Regions from separate parts of the Homo sapiens genome. Here region 1 is linked to region 2. A link is a loop called in an ENCODE intact Hi-C map of the cell type or tissue named here. Cell type or tissue: A673. All regions are shown on one strand. Links, peaks and the distances in the headings refer to the core of each region. The heading gives the core; the rest is flanking DNA.

Region 1 (12,013 bases), core at 1-8,000, 140 kb before region 2:
CATTTAAAATCTATTAACAATTTCCAAGAAAATAATACATTATCATTAACTATAATTAACATGTTGTACAAGTTCTCTTGAACTTATTCCTCCTGTAATACGTGTTAATTACATTGATCTAGCCATTTCACAGTGTATACATCCATGTGTTTCAAAACGTACCGTACATGAAAATTATGTACAATTTAAAGCTGTCAAAGAAGCCAGGAAATTATGGAAAAAAATGTAAAAGACACAATTTGAGACATGTAGAAAAGGCTCAATTTTGACAAATAATTTTATTGCTTTACAATTCCAAGAACATGTCAGCACTGCATGACATTATCAACTCTGTTGGGGCAATGACTGAAATTTGGCTTAGGTTTTTCATTATCTTTGTGGTGTTTGAAATATTCAGGCAAATTTTGTTTCTCTTGTCAGTGTGGGTCAGAGTCCAAGTTAGATATAGCCAAGCAGGGGCTTCTGGCTCATTAGAGAATATTTCCCAGACTGCTGGTCTATATCCTCATTGCAATTGATGATGACAGACAACAGAAATAATAAACTTAACTTACTTTGAAAAACAACAGTAGTTATTGTCTTTCTTTGACTCATTCTTTTATCTGCACAGATTAGCTTTGCTGTTCTCTCATCTGAGTCCATTTAATATTGTGCATGTATATGGGAGTATAAAGGTTCTTAAATCTAAGTTTTTACTAGAGAAAAAGAGTTTTATTGTGGTCTGATTGTAGGAAATCTCACTTTATGTGAAATGTGCCCATAACCCTACTTAATTTGCACCTATTAAAATGTCAAAAAATGGTACATCTTGAATTTGACCTGGAATATTCCAGAGTGATAAAGTTTTTAGTCCTCTTAAGTGTGGCAGGGATTTTCTTCTTGGCTGCATTGATTCCTTCTCCATTTGAATGTAACCCTTGAGGCTGCAAACTCATTTTCCTAAATAAATGGTCACGGTGTTTACCAGAATTTTATTACTATGGCAGAGAGCTCATCATTGGGATTTTTTTAAATGGGGGAAATTTCATGGCATGTTTTCAAGGTTATTACCCAAAGCTGCATATATATAACAAGGTTTTATTTTTCTTTTAAAGTTATTGTCAGAATAGATGCCAGTATAGCTGTTTCAGTTACTCAAATGATCGTGGCTAGCAAGAACTTTTTAATTTGGGACTATTAGGAAATCCAGTTGGAATGTTTAGAAAAATAAACTATCATACTGGCTCACTAATTGATTTCTTCTGTACTTTAATCATCCATCCATCCATCATCTGGGATTGAAAACAAGTGCTAAGTGTGTCAAGAGGAAAAATAGATAATCTGTTTTCTCATGGAGCTCATCTTCTTAGATGAGTAGCATGTATACACAAATAAATTATAATTTATTTTAGCAATGATAAAAGTATTAGGTACATGCTATAGAGAAAGGAGGGCCTAACCTAATTTTGGGGGAGAGAGATTGGTTAGAAGACCTTCATAGAGAAGTTGACATCTGAGTAGGGTTTTGAAGTTGGAATAGAAGATGAGAGATGGTGGGTAGTTAGGCTCCAAATTATAAAAGGTCTTATACCTTCTGCTAAGGAAGTTGGTTTGATTTTTATCCTGTAGGGAATCATAAGCTTCTAGATAATTTTACCTAGGAAAGAGATATTATCAAATTTGCATTTTGGAAAGAACTTTTCAGGAATGATGTAAGAGATGCACTGGAAGAGAGGGGTGGAGTTGTGTTTATATGAGGCTGGAGGTAGAGAAAGCAACTAGGAGCTATGCAAAGAACCCACACAAGAGCTAAAAATTGCTTAAACTAAGTGAGAATGAAGAGAAAGCGGCAGATTCAAGAGATAATTAGGAAGTAGAATTGGCAAGACAATATCTGAGAAATTATTACTAAAATATAGAAGATATAAAAGAGAATATGTTGGGAAGATGGATGGGAAGAGAGAATGATTTTATGTTTTTGCTATTTTGAGGTTGTAGCACCCCTAACAGATAACTAGACTGCTATATAACCTTGGATAACTGCTAAGTAAGTCTGGAGTAGAGACATGTGTTTGGAAATCAGAGAATAGTTAAAACTAGAGGAGTAGATGGGATGTTTGAGGGGCTGAGCGCAGGGCATACTCCCCAATCTGTTTTTCTGTCTCCATGCTTTTCTTTTGTGCAACACTCTGATCTCATGTTGCTGATTGCTGATGCTTTCCACCAGGATGAGGAGGGAGGGGGGCGTGTCCTAAGCCCAGTTAAGAATCACTAGAAGCTTGACTAAGAAGTTCCTTATAAATGTAGTAAAAGATTGAGGAGAAGGTGAAGTCCCAGAATCCAAAGAAAGAGGGTTTTAAGAAAGCAAAAACCCAATTGCTCAACAGGGGGTTAGTTTACTGTAAAAGTAGAAGAAGACAGAAGGGAAAAGCTTGATATTGTTCTTGGCAATGGTTGTTTGGATATGACACCAAAAGCACAAGCAACAAAAACAAAACTAGACAAGTAGGACTATCTCAAACTAAAAAGCTTCTGTACAGCAAGGGACACAATCAACAGAGTGAAAAGGCAACCTGCCTAAAGGGAGAAAATTGTAAATCATTTATCTGATAGGAGGTTAACATCCAAAATATATAAAAATTTTCTACAACGTAAGAGCAAAAACCCCCAAATCTGATTAAAAAGTGGGCATAGGACTTGAATAGACATTTCACCAAAGAAGTCATACAAATGACCAACAGTTATATGAAAAGGTGCTCAACATCATTAATCATCAGGGAAATGCAAATTAAAATCACATTGAAATATCATCATACACTTGTTAGGATGGCTATTATTTAAAAAAAAAAGAAATATTTTCAAGGATGTGGAAAAATGGAAACCCTTATATACAGTTGGTAGGAATCTAGAATGGCTCAGTAACTATGGAGAAAAGTATGAAGGTTCCTCAAAAAATTAAAAACAGAACTACCAAATGATCCAGCAGTCTCCCTGCTAGATATATATCGAAAAGAATTGAAATCAGGATTTTTTTTTTGTTTTTTTTTGAGATGGAGTATCGCTCTGTCACCCAGGCTGGAGTGCAATGGCACAATCTCGGCTCACTGCAACCTCTGTCTCCTGGGTTGAAGCAATTCTCCCGCCTCAGTAGCTGGGATTACAGGCGCGCGCCATCATGCCCGGCTAATTTTTGTGTTTTCGTAGAGACAGGGTTTCACCATGTTGGCCAGGCTGGTCTCAAACTCCTGACCTCAGGTGATCCACCAGCCTTGGCCTCCCAAAGTACTAGGATTACAGGCGTGAGCCACCGCACCTGGCCTGAAATCAGGATCTTGAAGAGATATATGCATTTCTATGTTCATTGCAGCATTATTCATGATAGGCAAGATTTGAAAACAACGTAAATGTCCATCAGTGGATGAATGGATAAAGAAAAAATGTGTTATATAATGTTATATAATAATGGAAGATTATTCAGCCTTAAAAAGAAAGAAATTCCGCCACATGTGATAACATGGATGAACCTGGAAGACATTATGCTATGTGAAATAAGCCAGTCACAGTAGGAAAAATACCGCATGATTCCGCTTATATGAGGTATGTAAAGTAGTCAAACTCATAGAACAGAAAGTAGAGTGATAGTTGCCAGGGGCTATTGAGAGGAGGAAAAGGAGAGTTGATAAAAGTGTATAAAGTTTCAGTTATGAAAGATGATTAAGTTCTAGAGATCAGCTGTACATCATACTTTCTATGGATAACAATTCTGAGTCGTGCACTTAAAAATTGGTTAAGAAGGTAGATCTCACATTAAGTGTTCCTACAGAAAAAGCAAAAACAAAACCACAAAGGGGCATGAAGAAACTTTTGGAGGTGATTGATGTTTATTATCTTGATTGTGGTGGTCATTTCACTAGTGGGTGCATATGTCCAAACTTATCAAGTTGTACACATAAAATATGTGTGATTTTTGTATATCAATTTTGCATCAATAAAGCTGTTACAAAGAGAGAACATTTAAAAAATTTAAAACATGTATAGTGATAATCATACTTAACAGGTCTAGCTCTAGCATTGAACACGGATGACTCTGAAGTCAGAAATTACTGAGAAAGACTCTCAAGCATTTGAAATGATTGTCATGGACTGCTTTGTTAAAACCTTATGTCTTTCATAAGCTTATTTCACTTCATTTTGAGCAAGCTTTGCTATTTTTAATACCTGCAAGTATTTTGAACATGTGTTTAAAATTATTTTCTTCAGAATCTGCCTAATCATTGTCTTTTATATTCTGAAAATTATTCCTCCGCTAAAAACAAGGGTGCAAATTCTGTTTTTCTAGAAACAGAATGATATACTCAAACTGATATTAGAAATCAGGGTTCAAACACGGATATAATAGTAAAATTCCTTCTATCTATACTGTGGCTAACATTTGGTGGATTCAATTTGCAAAAACTGCTGCATGAGAGAATGCTACATACAGGCCCCCTGCTGCTTCTAGTTTTGCTGCTGTTAATCAGACTTAGTGCAATAATAAAAATGTCAAGCTCTGCTATACACAAGCCTACCGCAGAGATATCACACGTTTGATTCCAGACCACTACAATAAAGTGAGTCACACAAATAAAGTGAGTCACGCAAATTTTTGGTTTCCGAGTGCATATAAAAATTATGTTTACACGATACTGTAGTCTATTGAGTATGCAACAGCATTATGTCTAAAAAGAACAATGTACATATCTTAATTGAAAAATGCTTTATTGCTAAAAAATGCTAATCATCATCTGAGCCTTCAGTGAGTTGTAATCTTTTAACTGGTGGAGAGTCTTGCCTTGATATGGATGGCTGCTGACCGATCAGGGTGGTAGTTGAAGATTGGCGTATCTGTGGCAATTTCTTAAAATAAGACAACAATGAAGTTTGATGCATTGATTGACTTCCTTTCATGAAAGATTTCTCTGTAGCATGTGATGCTATTTGATAGCATTTTACCCACAGAGCTTCTTTCAGAATTGGAGTCAATTCTCTCAAACCTTGTCACTGCTTTATCAACTAAGTTTATGTGATATTCTAAGTCTTTGTTGTCATTTCAACAATGTTCACAGCATCTTCAGCAGGAATATATTTCATCTCAAGGAACCACTTTTTTTTCATCCATGAGAAGTAGCGTCTCACACATTCAAGGCTGATCATGAGATTGCAGCAATTCAGTCACATCTTCAGGCTCCACTTCTAGTTCTCTTGCTAGTTCTCTCACATCTGCAGTTTCTTCCTCCACTGAAGTCTTGAATTCCTCTCAAAGTCACCCATGAGGATTGGAATTAACTTCTTCCAAACTCTTGTTGATATTTTGGCCTCCTCCCATGAATCACAAATGTTCTTAATGGCCTCTAGAATGACGAATTCTTTCTAGACTTTTTTTTATATCTAAGAGACATCTGTACCCCTGTGTTTATTTAATTTTTTAATGCTTTGTAATATCCTTTATTTAAAAAAATTTTGTGGGTACATAGTGGGTATATATATTTATGCATTATGTGAGCTGTATTGATATAGGCATGCAATGCATAATAATTACATCAAGGTAAATGGGGTATCCCTCACCTCAGGCATTTATCCTTTGTGTTACAAACAATCCAGTTATACTCTTTTAGTTATTTTAAAATGCACAGTTAAATTATTTTTGACTATAGTCGTCTTGTTGTGATGGCAAATACAAGGTCTTATGCGTTATGCATTATTTCTATGTTTTTAAGTACCCACTACCATTCCCACTTTCCCCCCACACTCCTCTACTCCCCTTCCCACCTTTTGGTAACTATCCTTCTACTCTCTATCTCCATGAGTTCAATTGTTTTAATTTTTAGCTTCCACAAATAAGTGAGATCATGTGAAGTTTGTCTTTCTGTGCCTGGCTTATTTCACTTAACATAATGATCTCCAGTTCCATCCATGTTGTTGCAAATGACAGGATTTCATCTTTTTTATGGCTGAATAGTATTCCATTGTGTTTATGTACCCCATTTTCTTTATCCATTTATCTGTTGATGGACACCTAGGTTGCTTCCAAATTTTGGCTATTGTGAATAGTGCTACAATAAACATGGGAGTTCAGATATCTCTTTGATATACTGATTTCCTTTCTTATGGGTATATATACCTAGGAGTGGGATTTCTGGAACATATGGTAGCTCTATTTTTAGCATTTAGTTCTTTTTTTTTTTTTTTTTTTTTTAAATAAGGTCTTTTTCTGTCACCGAGGCTGGAGAGAAGTGCCATAATAATAGCTCACTGCAGCCTGAAACTCCTGGGCTCAAGCAATCCTCCTGCCTTAGCTTCCCAGTGTGCTGGGATTGTAGGCATAAGTCACCATGGCTGGCTTATTTTTAGTGTTTTTAGGAACCTCAAAACTGTTCTCCATAGTGGTTGCACTAATTTTCATTCCCCAAAACAGTGTATGAGGGTACTCTTTTCACCACATCCTTGCCAGCATTTGTTATTGCCTGACTTTTTGGGTAAAAGCCATTTTAACTGGAGTGAGATGATATCTTGTTGTATTTTTGCTTTACATTTCTCCAGTGAGCAATGATGTTGAGCACTTTTTCATATTCCTGTTTGCATTTGTGTATTTTCTTTTGCGAAATCTCTATTCATATCTTTTGCCCATTTGTAATCAGATTATTAGATTTTCTCCTCTAGAATTGTTTGAGCTTTTTATATATTCTGGTTATTAATATCTTGTCAGATGGGTAATTTGCAAATATTTTCTCCCATTTAGTGTCTTTTCACTTTGTTGGCTGTTTCCTTTGCTGTGTATAAGCGTTTTAACTTGATGTGATCCCATTTATCCCTTTTTGCTTTGGTTGCCTGTGCTTGTGAGGTATTGCTCAAGAAATCTTTGACCAATGCAATGTCCTGGAGAGTTTCTCCAATTTGTTTTGTAGTGGTTTCACAGTTTTAGGTCTTAGATTTAAGTCTTTAATCCACTTTGATTTGATTTTTGTATATGGTGGGAGAGAGGAGTCTAGTTTCATTCATTTGCATATAGAGATGCAGTTTTCCCAGTACCATGTATTGAAGATACTGTCCTTTCCCCAATGCATGTTCTTGGCACGTTTCTCAAAAATGAGTTCAATGTAGATGTATGGATTTATTTCTGGGTTCTCTATACTGTTCCATTGATCTATGTGCCTGTTTTTATGCCAGTACCATGCTCTTTTGGTTACTACAGCTTTGTAGTATAATTTAAAGCCAGGTAATATGATTCCTCCAGTTTTGTTATATTTGCTCAGGATAGTTTTGGCTATTCTGATTGTTTTGTAGTTCCATATAAATTTTAGGATTGTTTTTCTATTTCTGTGAAGAATGTCATTGGTATTTTGATAGGGATTGCACTGAATCTGTAGATTGCTTTGTGTAGTATGCTTTGGGTCATTTTTAGCAATACTGATTCTTCTAATCCATGATGATGGAATATCTTTTTACTTTTTTGTGTCATCTTTAATTTCTGGCATCAATGTTTTACAATTTTCACTGTAGAGGACTTTCACTTCTTTGCCTAAGTTAATCTCTAGGCATTTAATTTTATTTGTAACTATTGTAAATGGGATTACTTTCTTGCTTTCACTTTTAGGTTGTTTGCTATGTGGAGTCTTGCTCTGTCGCCAGGCTGGAGTGCAGAGGTGCAATCTTGGCTCACTGCAACCTCCGCCTCCCGGGTTCAAGCGATTCTCCTGCCTCAGCCTCCTGAGTAGCTGGGACTACAGGTGCTCGCCAGCATGCCCAGCTAATTTTTGAATTTTTAGTAGAGATGGGGTTTCACCATGTTGGCCAGGATGGTCTTGATCTGTTGACCTTGTGATCCACCTGCTCTGGCTTCCCAAAGTGCTGGGATTACAGGCATGAGCCACCATGCCCAGCTCGAAACGCTACTAATTTTTGTATGTTGATTTTATATTCTGCAACTTTACTGAACTTATCAGTTCTAATAGTTTTCTAGTAGCATGTTTAATTTTTTCCAAATATAAGATCATATCATCTGCAAACAAGGATAATTTGACTTCTTCCTTTCCAGTTTGGATGCCCTTTATTTCTTTCTCTTGTCTGATTGCTCTAGCTAGGACTTCCAGTACTATGTTAAATAACAGTGGTGAAAGTGGCTTTCCTTGTTGTGTTGCAGATCTTAGAGAGAAGGCTTTCAGTTTTTCCCCATTCAGTATGATACTAGCCATGGGTCTGTCGTTCTGTCGTATAAGGCTTTTATTATGTTGAGATGTGTCCCTTCCATCCCCAGTTTTTTGAGGGTTTTTATGATGAAGGGGTGTTGAATTTTATCAAATGCTTTTCAGCATCAATTGAAAGGATCATACGGTTTTTATCCTTCATCCTTCATTGTGTTGATAAGATGTATCACATTGTTTGATTCTCATGTGTTGAACCATCTTTGCATCCAGGGATAAATCTCAATTGGTCATCGTGGATGATGTGCCTAATGTATTGTTGAATTCTGTTTGCTAGTATTTTGTTAAGGATTTTTGCATCAATATTCATCAGAGATATTGACCTGTAGTTTTCTTTTTTTGATGTGTCTTTGTCTGGTTTTGGTACCAGGGTAATACTGGCTTTGTAGAATGAGTTTGAGAGTATTCCCTCCTCCTCTATTTTTCAGAGTAGTTTGAGTAGGATTGATATTAGTTCTTCTATATGTTTGGTAGAATACAGCAGTGAAGCCATTGGTTCCTGGGCTTTTTTTACTGGGAGACTTTTTATTATGGCTTTGATCTCATTACTTGTTATTGGTTTTGGATGTCTTCCTAGTTCAACATTGGTAGGTTATGTGTGTCTAGGAATTTGTCCATTTCTCCTAGATTGTCCAATTTGTTGGCATATAGTTGCTCATAGTAACCACTAATGATCCTTTGCATTTCCATGGTATCAGTTGTAATGCCTCCTTTTTCATCTCTGATTTTATTTATTTGAATCTTCTCTCTTTTTTTCTTAGTCTGGCTAAAGTTTTGTCTATTTTGTTTAACTTTTCAAAAAACCAACTTTTTGTTTGATTGATCTCCTGTATTATTTTTTTCATTTATTTCTGCTCTGACTTTTATTTTTTTTTCTACTAATTTTGGGTTTGGTTTGCTCTTGCTTTTCTAGTTATTTAAGATGCATTATTAGGTTGTTCATTTGAAGTATTTCTTCTTTGGATGTGAGCACTTAATAGCTATAAACCTCCCTTTTGGTACTGTTTTTGCTGTATCCTATAGATTTTGGTATGTTGTGTTTCCATTATCATTTGTTTCAAGACATTTTTGAATTTTCTTCTTAATCTGTTCATTGACCCAGCAGTCCTTCAGGAGCCTAGTGTTTAATTTTTATGTGTTTGTATGGTTTCCAACATTCTTCTTGTTATTGATTTCTAGTTTTATTCTATTGTGGTCAGAGAAAATGCTTGATATTCAAGTTTTTTGAGTGTTTTAAGACTTGTTTTGTGACCTAACTTATGGTCTATCCTTGAGAATGACCCATATGCTGAGAAAAAGAATGTGTATTCTTCAGCCATTCGATGAAATGTTTTATAAATATCTATTTGATCCATTTGGTCTATAGTGGAAATTAAGTCCATTTTTCGTTGTTGTTGATTTTCTGTCTGGAAGATCTGTCCAATGCTGAAAGTGGGGTGTTGAAGTCTCCAGCTATTATTGTATTGGGGGCCTGTCTCTCTCTTTAGCTCTAATAGTATTTGCTTTATAGATCTGGGTTCTCCAGTGTTGGGGACATATATATTTAAATTGTTATATCCTCTTGCTGAACTGGCCACTTTTTGATTATATAGTGACCTTCTTTGCCTCTTTTTATAGTTTTTGTCTTGAATTCTATTTTGTCTGATTTAAGTATAGCTACTTCTGCTCTCTTTTGGTTTCTATTGGCCATGGAATATCTTTTTCCATACCTTTATTTTCAGGCTATGTGTATCTTTATAGGTGAAATGTGTTTCTTGTATTCAACAGATAATTGGGTCTTATTTTTTTTTTTTTTTTATCAATTTAGCCAGCCTATGTCTTTGGATTGGAGAATTTAGTCCTTTTACATTCAATGTTATTGATAAGTAAGGATTTACTCCTGCCATTTTGTTGTTTGTTTTCTGTTGTTTTGTGGTCTTTCCCTTCCTTCTTTCCTACTTGTTTCCCTTTTTGAAGGTGATTTTCTTTGGTGGCATGTTTTTCTTTTCTTTTCTTTTTTTAGACAGAGTCTCATTCTGTCACCCAGGATGGAGTGCAGTGGCACCATCTTGGCTTACTGCAACCTCTGCCTCCCGGGTTCAAGTAATTCTTGTGCCTCAGCCTTCCAAGTAGCTGGGAATACAAGCATGCCACCATGCCCAGCTAATTTTTTTTTTTTTTTTTTTTTGTATATTTAGGAGACACAGGGTTTTACCATGTTGGCCAGCCTGGTCTTGAACTCCTGACCTCAAGTGATCCACCCACCTCGGCCTCCCAAAGTGCTGGGATTACAGGCATGAGCCACTGCACCCGGCCTCTGGTGGCATGTTTTAATTTTTTGCTCTTTTTAAAAATCTGTTTTAGGCTTTTTGATTTGAGGTTACCATGAGACTTAGAAATAATATCTTATAGCCCATTATTTTAAACTAGTGACAGCTTAACCCTCATGGCATAAACAAACTAACAAGCAAAGAAAAAACTAATGAAAACTCTACATTTTGACTTAACGCCCCCCACTTTTTTAACTTTTTGTTGTTTTGATTTATCTATTATTATACTGTCTGTCTTGAAAACTTGTAGTTATTATTTTTTATATGTTCATCTTTAGTCTTTCCATTAAAGATGTGAGTAGGTTACACAGCACAATTATAGTTTTATAATATTTTGTGTTTGGGAGTGTGTTTACTATTACCAGTAAGTATCATACCTTCAGATGGTTTCTTATTACTGGTTAATGTCCTTTTCTTTCATATTGAAGAACTCCCTTTAGCATTTCTTATAGGACAAGTCTGGTGTTGATGACATCCCACAGCTTTTGTTTTTCTGGGAAAGTGTTTATTTCGCCATCATGTTTGAGGGTATTTTTACTGAATATAGTATTCTAGGATACAAGTAATTTTCCTTCTGCACTTTAAATATTAATATATCATCCCTCTCTCTCCTAGCCTTTAGGGTTTCCACTGAAAAGTCTGCTGCCAGACATATTGGAGCTCCATTGTATGTTATTTATTTCTTTTCTTTTGCTGCTTTGAGGATCCTTTATTTATCCTTGACCTTTGGGATTTTGATTATTAAATGCTTTGAGGTAGTCTTATTTGGTTATATCTTTCTTTGGTTATATCTGCCTATGTTTGATCAAGGCCTTGGGGATCTACAATCAGCAAGTAGCAAAGCCAGTCAGGCCTGTGTTCTTCCTTTCAGGACAGCAAGTTTCCCCCAGGCCCCAGGTGGGTCCAGAAATGCCATCCAGGAGTCAGGACTAGAGTCAAAAACCTCAGAAGTCTGCCTGGTATTCTATTGTATTGAGGCTAAGCTGGCACTCAAACCACAAGACACAGTCCTTGTCACTCTTCAGTTCCCTTTCCAAAGGCAGAGGAGCCTCACCTCATAGCCACTGCTGCCCCTGGCCACCAGTAGTACTGCCAGACTACCAGCCAATGTTCCCTTAAGGCCCAAGGGCTCTTAAGTCAGCTTGTGGTAAATGTTGCCTGGTCTGGGACTTACCCTTTAGGGCAATGGGCTCCTCTCTGGCCCAGGGCAGATCCAGAAATGCCATCCAGTAGTCAAGTCTTGGGATTGGGGATCCCAAGAGCCTGCTTGGTGGTCTACCCACCCGTAGTGGTGTTGTTACCTAACGTGCAAGACAAAGTCTCCTTTACTTTTCCCTCTGCTTTTCTCAAGCAGAAGGAGTTTTGCCCCATAGCCACTGTAGCTGGTAATGTGCTGAGTCGCACCTGAAGCCAGCCAGTGTCAGATGCTCACCAAGGCCTTCTATGTAGTACCTGGGTATCACTGCTGGTTATTAAAGGCCCAAG
Region 2 (8,000 bases), core at 1-8,000:
TTGTCTCCTAGTCTGATTCTGGGGGAGACCCATTCTGAGACACTCATCTCCCTCATCATTATGTCAATAACAGATTGTAAGACATGTATGAACCAAATTCTGAAAAATGCTTGAGTTATAACACCTGAATTAGAAGATTCTAGGCTGGCACATCACACACTAGTAAATGTTCAACTCGGCATCTGCTTTATTTTTAATGCTGTGTGATGGCCAAACGTTTTGCAGTAGTGTTTGTTGTGTTTTCCCTTTGCCATGATCCAAGTAATGCAATAGGGGTACATACGTAGTTGTTTTTAGTTGTGTGCTTAATTTTAAAATCTGTATAAATATGAAATGACAGAGGTGTCTGTTTATTAAACACTGCAAGATTGTAGGATATTACACAGTATGTGACAGTATTTCAGCTTGTAATTGTGTCCTTTAGCTGTTGATACGTAATTCTATAACTTTTAGGAAAGAGTTAATCTGGAAGCCGCATCAGCCACCCTTTAGCGGAACCCAGGAATCCTTACAATCGCAAAAGTTTGGGAAACATTTGAGCCATACTAGCTGAAGTCTATGGATTGTTTTTTGAGTATTCTGAAACAGTAAAAGAATAAGGGAGGAGGGAGAACACTTTTAGAGAGAGAAAAAACATTCAAATTAATACAATGATAAAAATATTTTCACTTGCTAAGATTTCCAATTTCTTTAGTAATGGAAAGGAAATGCCCAGACCCTAGAAGGATTGAAAGTAAAGTCCTACTGTGAATTTGTATTTAATGACATTGCTGAATTTCCAGATTTTCTTTTCACACCTACAAAAGAAATGCTGGGATACAAATCTCACAACTATAGTTATTTCAAGTTTAAGCTTTGGACTCAGTGTGTATATATACAGAAATTATTTAGTAGTACTAGATCATTCTAAAATTTACCTTTTAGCCATGGAACATCAATTGCCAAGGTCTGTTAAACATATTTAGTACTACTTCCTGGTTTTGGGGTTTTTTTTTTGGTCATTCTATAATTCTTCTATAATGCAAGGTCAAGCGAAAAATTAAGTGGGCCCCTTTTTCTAACAACCATACATTTTTTAATTCATATAAATGCAGACAAATATGACAGCCTGGGATCCTTTACTTGATGGCTTCTAGGACTCTATTCTTACAGATTCAACATCTGTATTCCTGTTCAAGCTATAGTGATGGGTACTTATTATACATTCTTTTGGGGGTCTCTCCCAATGGATGTTTTTGAACTTGGCTTAGGTACTGTGACTCAAGGTTTTTTGTTTCTGTTTTTGTGTTTATTTTCTGTGAGTCAGTGATGCTCTCTGCAGAAATGAAGATTTTCATGTAGATGATGAAATGTCATCTCAGTGTAACACCTCGGGGGAGATAGCACTTGCCTCCAAGAGGGCAGGGTCTGGCATCTTGAGCCATGCCTTAGTATAAGAAATGTTAGTTTTCTCACCTCTCACTCTTTACTGTTAATTATTTTTTATTCTAAGAAATGACTCTTCCATTTTATAAAGTAAAATCATTGCTCCCCATGGTGGTTTTGAATAGACTTTAGCCCTTCGTCAATTTTCTAATTCTAAAAATATTTAAATTTTATAAAATATAACAATTGCTTCCCCCACCCTAGTTTTGAATATAGACTATCAACACCCTCATTCTTTCACAAGTCTGCCTATTCAAGTATGAGGCACAAATGAGAATATGCTATATTGAGGTTTTTTTTTTTTTAAATATCTCCTATGGGCTGTGTGTGGTGGCTCACACCTGTAATTCCAGAACTTTGGGAGGCTGAGGCAGGAGGATCATCTTGAGGCCAGGAACTTGAGGCTAGCCTGGGAAACATAGGGACACTCCCATCTCTACAAGAAATTAAAAAAGAAATTAGCCAGGCATGGGGGTGTGTGCCCATAGTCCTAGTCACTCAGGAGGCTGAGGCAAGATGATTGCTTAAGCCCAAGAGTTCGAGGCTACATGACTGCACCACTGCACCCCAGCCTGGGCAACAGAACGAAATTCTGTCTCTAAAATAAAATAAAATAAGCCACTTATGTTTAAGATCAAGCCCTATTGTCCTGTTGATCTATGCCAGCTGAAACATACAGCTTTTCATCCCATTTTAGATTCCAGCAAAAGCTAAATATTTTATGAGCTGCAACACTCACCAATTTTGCAAAGGGGATGGTAAAATAACCTAATTTAAGATCCAAAATCATCATCTACAGTCCATTTTAAAGTGAAAATTCTTTAAAAAGAAATCCTATTTTTATCTTTCCTCATAGAAAAAAAGGACAGAAATGGGAAGTAAAATATTTTCGCCTATCGAAAATTTTCCATGTATAGAAGTCATCCAGGTTGCCTGGTGACCTCATTGAAAGGAACAGTATTCATTCTTCTTCCACCCTTATGGGGAGGTTTTATCAGTACCCTTTTATAGGCAGCAACTTGAGCGTTGGCCTGTCTTCAAGGGAGATGTGGACTAAGATGGAATCATTTATTATAAAATGTCCCCAGAAATCTGGAATATGCACCTATCATTTTTCCATTAGGATAGAAACTTAACAAAGTATATGTTGAAAAATTAAAATAAATTCATTCACTTTCTCTTTTCCCTTAGCCTTTATTTTCCGGGCTATATAGGGAAATGTCAATGCTTCAGAGTAAAGCAAAGTGGGCAAAAATCCAAGGGATTAAATTTAGTTTCAGTGGCTGTCTGCTCACCATAAAATATTTCCAAGTTAGCTAAATTAATTGAATATGCAGTTACGAAATGGAATGCCCCAAGGAATTGGTAGCAAAGGCCTGGTGTGATATATTTACTTTTCTAACCCGATTTTTTCATCTGCATTACAGGTTTGGCTTCTAAAAAAGGAAGTCAGCCTGGATTGCTGACCCTTCTTCCATTTGTTGGAGAGTTACCTCTGATGAGAGAATGTTCACGGAGAAATTATCCTGTGTATGTTTACACACACACACACACACACACACACACACACACACACACTCTAGACATTCACCCGCCAGCGTGTGTGTGTGTGTGTGTGTGTGTGTGTGTGTGTGTGTGTGTGTGTGTGTTAGAGAGAGAGAGAGAGATCTGATTTCAGTTTCCATGGAAATGGGCTAAATAAGGACTTTAGCAGACAGGAGTGAGTGCTACTTCTCCTTTAGCTGTTCCCAGCTGCTGGGTTCCAGCTCAGCACTATTGAAACAAAATCTGAAATAATCCCAGTTCTTTACATTATGATATTGTAATTTGGTACCTGTAACATATAATTTTAGATTCAAACTTTCTTTTGTGACAGTGATAATCACTCATCCATTTATTTAGTCCTGTGAAATGAACTAAAAAAGAACACTAACCTAGCAACTCCCGACAATTGTTTTGACACCCCATGTATATATACTGCTTTGTTACTTTCCTCCTAGGTTTCTCCCCTTTCTCTCCATACAGGTGATGACCTATAACTAATACACCCAACATTTCCTCTTCCCAACCCTAAATACCCAGGGAAAACCAGAATTCTACAGAAAGAAGAGGCCAAGCTTATATTTTTTATTAGGCTTCTGCTGACTTCTTGTAAGCCCAGGCATGCAGGCATATAGGGTGCTTCCCACTACAATTTTATTTCCCCATTTGTGATTATATATTAAACTAAGGCCAGGAACTGGTTTTTCTTTTCTTACTTCAGAGACAGAGGTGTACCATTGTGACTGTTAAGCCAAAGAAGGCACCATATACAAGGTTTTATAAAAAGACATCTGCTGCTAAAGAAATACACAAGCAAGCAAACACAAAAAAAACCCCAAACCTCTGCCTGTAGGATATTGAGTCATATACACTTTTTTTTTGATTGCTAATCTGGTATAAACAAAACAAAACATAAACAACACTGAAGAACCCATACTAATTACTCTTAAAGAGAAATGAAATACCTGGACATAAAAAAGAAAGAAAAGGCCAGGCGCGGTGGCTCATACCTGTAATCCCAGCACTTTGGGAGACCGAGGCGGGTGAATCACTTGAGGTCAGGAGTTCAAAACCAGCCTGGTCAACATGGTGAAACCCCGTCTCTACTAACAATACAAAATTAGCTGGGCGTGGTGCACATCTGTAAATCCAGCTGCTTGGGAGGCTGAGGCAGGAGAATCGCTTGAACCCAGGAGACAGAGGTTGCAGTGAGCCAAGATCACGCCATTGCACCCCAGCCTGGGTGACAGAGTGAGACTCTGTCCCCCCCCCCCAAAAAAATCAAACTGGAGATATTCCCCTGGCCCACCGACATTTGACTCTTTGTTGTGTGCTTAGTAGAGGATTAGAAATAAACCCGAAAAAGTGAAAGCAAAAAGAGAAATATGTGAGATGATAGATATGTTAATTAGCTTGATTTAATCATTCCACAATGCATACATATATCAAAACATCACATTGTATCCCATAAATATATACAATTTTTATGTCAATTAAAAATAAATGAATAAAAAAGAAAAGGTGAAAGCAATACATTTGAAATCTCCTTTACATTCGAAATTTGATATCAGTATTGAAAACAGGATGCTTCATTGGAAGATGGGATTTTAATATGAAAAGATAGTCAACTAAGGACTCCATGTATTTGGCATGAGCCATTTCCCAGGTGACTTGGGGGCTTCTACATTGTATAAACTCGATGTGCAAGCATGAAAGATCGCCCTCTGGTGAAAGCTGGTCAGATGGAGAGGAACGGTGGAATTGCCAATCATCAGTGGGATGGTTTTCCCTGCTGATTTTGTTTCTGTGTAGGTGTGGGATGATTTAAATGCATATTTTAGGCATTAGAGAAACTCAAGTAGTACAAAATACCGGATTTTTTTTTTCCTGAAAGAGTTGGCCGTTTTTTATTACCTTGATTTTTTAAACTATCTTTAAAAGGGAAAAATACTGTACATATTTGCCTCAAATGTAACAAGTTTAGTCATATTTTTATAGATATTAAGAAATGCAGGGGTCTGGGGTGGCATACACAGCCTCTTCAGATAAAACATTTCTGTTTATATCCACGAACCATTCCCCTGTAGATACTGCAAATAAGCAGTAGAAACATCTAGGCTTGTTAATGTTCAGAAGGGCCTTGCTATGATGATGTAGAGGGTACCAAAAAAGATCTGTGTGTCTCTTGACTTTCGGTAAAAATTAGAGTTTATTAATGCCCCTTGCTGCAAAGTATTACAGCTCTTTGTGGGAAATTGTTCTGGGTACATTTTTGATTAAATTCCACCCTGAGCACGTTCTGCCTTTCCTGGAGAAAAGTGATGTGACTCACATTTTTTAAAGCTTTAGGTTTGACTATTATTTTTTTCTAGTAGGGTTTTATGCTTATCTGTCTCAAAACTGACCAAGCTGAACTCATTATGTGCTCTAGCATTTGGATACTTTTTCCTAGTTTGAAAATAGTTTATTATGACCAGAATCACCCACTTGCCTAAGTGTGAAGAAACCCAACTAAAATACTGGGAAACACAACATTAACTATGGGGTCTTTTTGGAGGAACAGATGATAAGGTTTCTGAATACTGAATTAGTGGTTACTTTGACAAGCTGTGGTCTTACGATCTATTGCCATGGAAGCAACTTAAAAATGTATTGTGATTTAGCCCAAAACTTTACAATGTAATATGCAATTTCAGGAACTTCTTTCACTAGCAATGACAATAAGAGAGGGGCCATGTTTAAATGTTTAAACTATTTTATGTCTAGGGTGAGGATCTTTTCCAACATTACTAAATATTCAACATAGCTTCTCTTCTTTTTTGTTTTCTCACCTACTACAATTGGACTGTTAAAGCAACATTGAACAGTTATCACTATTTTGTCATTAATAATTATTGGCAGAGATTATCTTTGCTGTTAAAAATACTAAGAGCATTGGCTATGTAGACATATTTTTTACAACTTTGAAACCTTTGTACATTTAGAGGAATGAGAGAAGTTTGATCAAGAAATTACTAAAACCAAGCTGAAATTTCTTTTGTTTGGGCCTAGCATTCAATAATTCAATAATTTTGCTCAAGGGTTCTAAGCTGGATTGTAAACCACAACAAATAGTGGGTGGTTGTATTATGGGATCATAAACAATAGGAAGAGAACTTGAGTGTATTCAAAGCTGCTGAAGAGGAATTATAGGTCAATAATTCAAAAGAGAATATGGGGTCTCTTTATTCAGAAAAACATAGATTCAGGCTCTGTATCTTTATCTTATAGACAATCCAGAACAATTTACATTATCCTCAGCTCATATTCAGTCATTCCTCACATATTTGATTGTTTTCAGCTTCCCAGTAATTACTTTTTCCCTGTTATACTCTATGCCAAGGTTTTTTGGGGGAACTGCACTAGGGTTCCTCTTAATGTCCCCTCCCATCCACTCTGTGTGTGTGTGTGTGAGAGAGAGAGAGAGAGACAGAGAGTTTGGTATAAGCTTCTAAGCTTCTAGTCTTGGATAGTTCTTCTGTTGCTTGTGTGACTGTTCTTCTAAATGGATGTTGCCTATCACCAGGCCTCCATGCATGGCACTTCCTTTCCTTGAGGTTGATGAAATGCACCGGTTTTCCCGTCAAACTGATGCTAGGGATCAATGGAAACTGCCCACTTCTTCCTAAGACGAGGAGTTGGCAATTTGGAGGGATCACCCCATATATTCTTCCTCACCACTTCTTTCCCCCTTCTCTGGATCACCAAGCAAATATTCTAAATAAATTTCCACAATTCCATACCTTGGAAGAGATCTCTGTCGTTTTGGGTCTATGCTATTCTTCTTGCTTATGACTTGGAAAATTCCAACAAATGCAATTTTCCCACTGTGAAACTGTTAGCAATTTTTAAATTGCAAGGCACATTCACTTTTCCAGGTTTCTTTTCTTTAAAGCTTACTATTTGGCTGCTCTTAGCTGTGCTCGTGCATAAGAAACATATAGAAGGGGAAGATAACATTTTTTCAATGGTATCCTGCAGACATCCGAAGCCTTTGGCCTGCCAAACCTTACAGAACTATAGGGCTGGGCCTGCCAAGGCATTTTAATGTGCCTCAAATGTGTCAGGCATATTGTAAAAGGTGGTGTGCATGTGTATGTGTGCATGCACATCTGTGATATGTGTGTATGTAAGCATGTGCATATGTACAGGTATATGTTTCTATGTTTTATAGTTGTGTTGTACACACATATATGCATGTGTACATTTATGTGTGTCAATGTGTATGTGTGTGTGTGAAGCAGAGCCAACGGGTCATTACCAGTTTGCCCAGTCACCCACAGTCCTGGGAGGCATCGTGGCAACTGCCTTGGTGATTCTGGATCAGTGCGTAAAGGCAATTTTGACAGGATGGTAATTTAAAGAATAAATATCTGAAAGGCTGAGCTAAACATGTTCAAGATTCATCCTAGAAAATTAAGGAAATTGTTTTGTCAAAGAGAACGTTATTAGTTTTCCTGAGCATGAGCCTGGAATGAGTAATGGAAATGGGCTGGGTCTTTGCCATTTTGCAGGAATTAGACAAAGCACTTTGTTGATCCTAATGAACAAAGCCCTTGCCGGGCACGGTGGCTCACGCCTGTAATCCCAGCACTTTGGGAGGCCGAGGCGGGTGGATCACGAGGTTAGGAGATCGAGACTATCATGGGTAACACGGTGAAACCCCATCTCTACTAAACACACACACACACACACACACACACACACACACAATTAGCCGGGCGCGGTGGCGGGCACCTGTAGTCCCAGCTACTCAGGAGGCTGAGGCAGGAGAATGTCGTGAACCTGGGAGGTGGAGCTTGCAGTGAGCTGAGATGGCGCCACTGCACTCCAGCCTGGGTGACAGAGTGAGACTCCATCTCAAAAAAAAACAAACAAACAAACAAAAAAGACAAACCCCTCAAACTTTACATCAGATGCTACAAAGTTGAGCTAATATTCCTCCATCTCAATAGAAGGCTTTCCTTATCATGGCTGGGCAGAAGATGATGGAA

What was found. A loop is a pair of places that touch in the nucleus more often than their neighbours do. Peaks named below come from ENCODE experiments on the same cell type or tissue, not always from the same donor. Only the 100,000 strongest peaks of a DNase experiment are listed, where the experiment ranks them.
Region 1: a loop joins it to region 2, with 2.4 times the contacts of the local background. A loop is called at or near these places in 12 of 110 quality-filtered maps.

What each region holds. Positions count from the first base shown.
Region 1 is chrX:23,540,926-23,552,938 of GRCh38, reverse strand. No RefSeq gene overlaps it. Among named protein-coding and RNA genes, the nearest start is that of PRDX4, 120 kb to the left of the region's middle. In A673, for the core only: no CTCF peak of the experiment used is centred there; a DNase peak (open chromatin) is centred at 4,498.
Region 2 is chrX:23,400,742-23,408,741 of GRCh38, reverse strand. PTCHD1 (patched domain containing 1) reads right to left here. Exons shown (of 3, transcript NM_173495.3): 3 at 4,368-8,000. Among named protein-coding and RNA genes, the nearest start is that of PTCHD1, 70 kb to the right of the region's middle. In A673, for the core only: a CTCF peak has its summit at 4,689 (motif pointing left); a DNase peak (open chromatin) is centred at 2,751.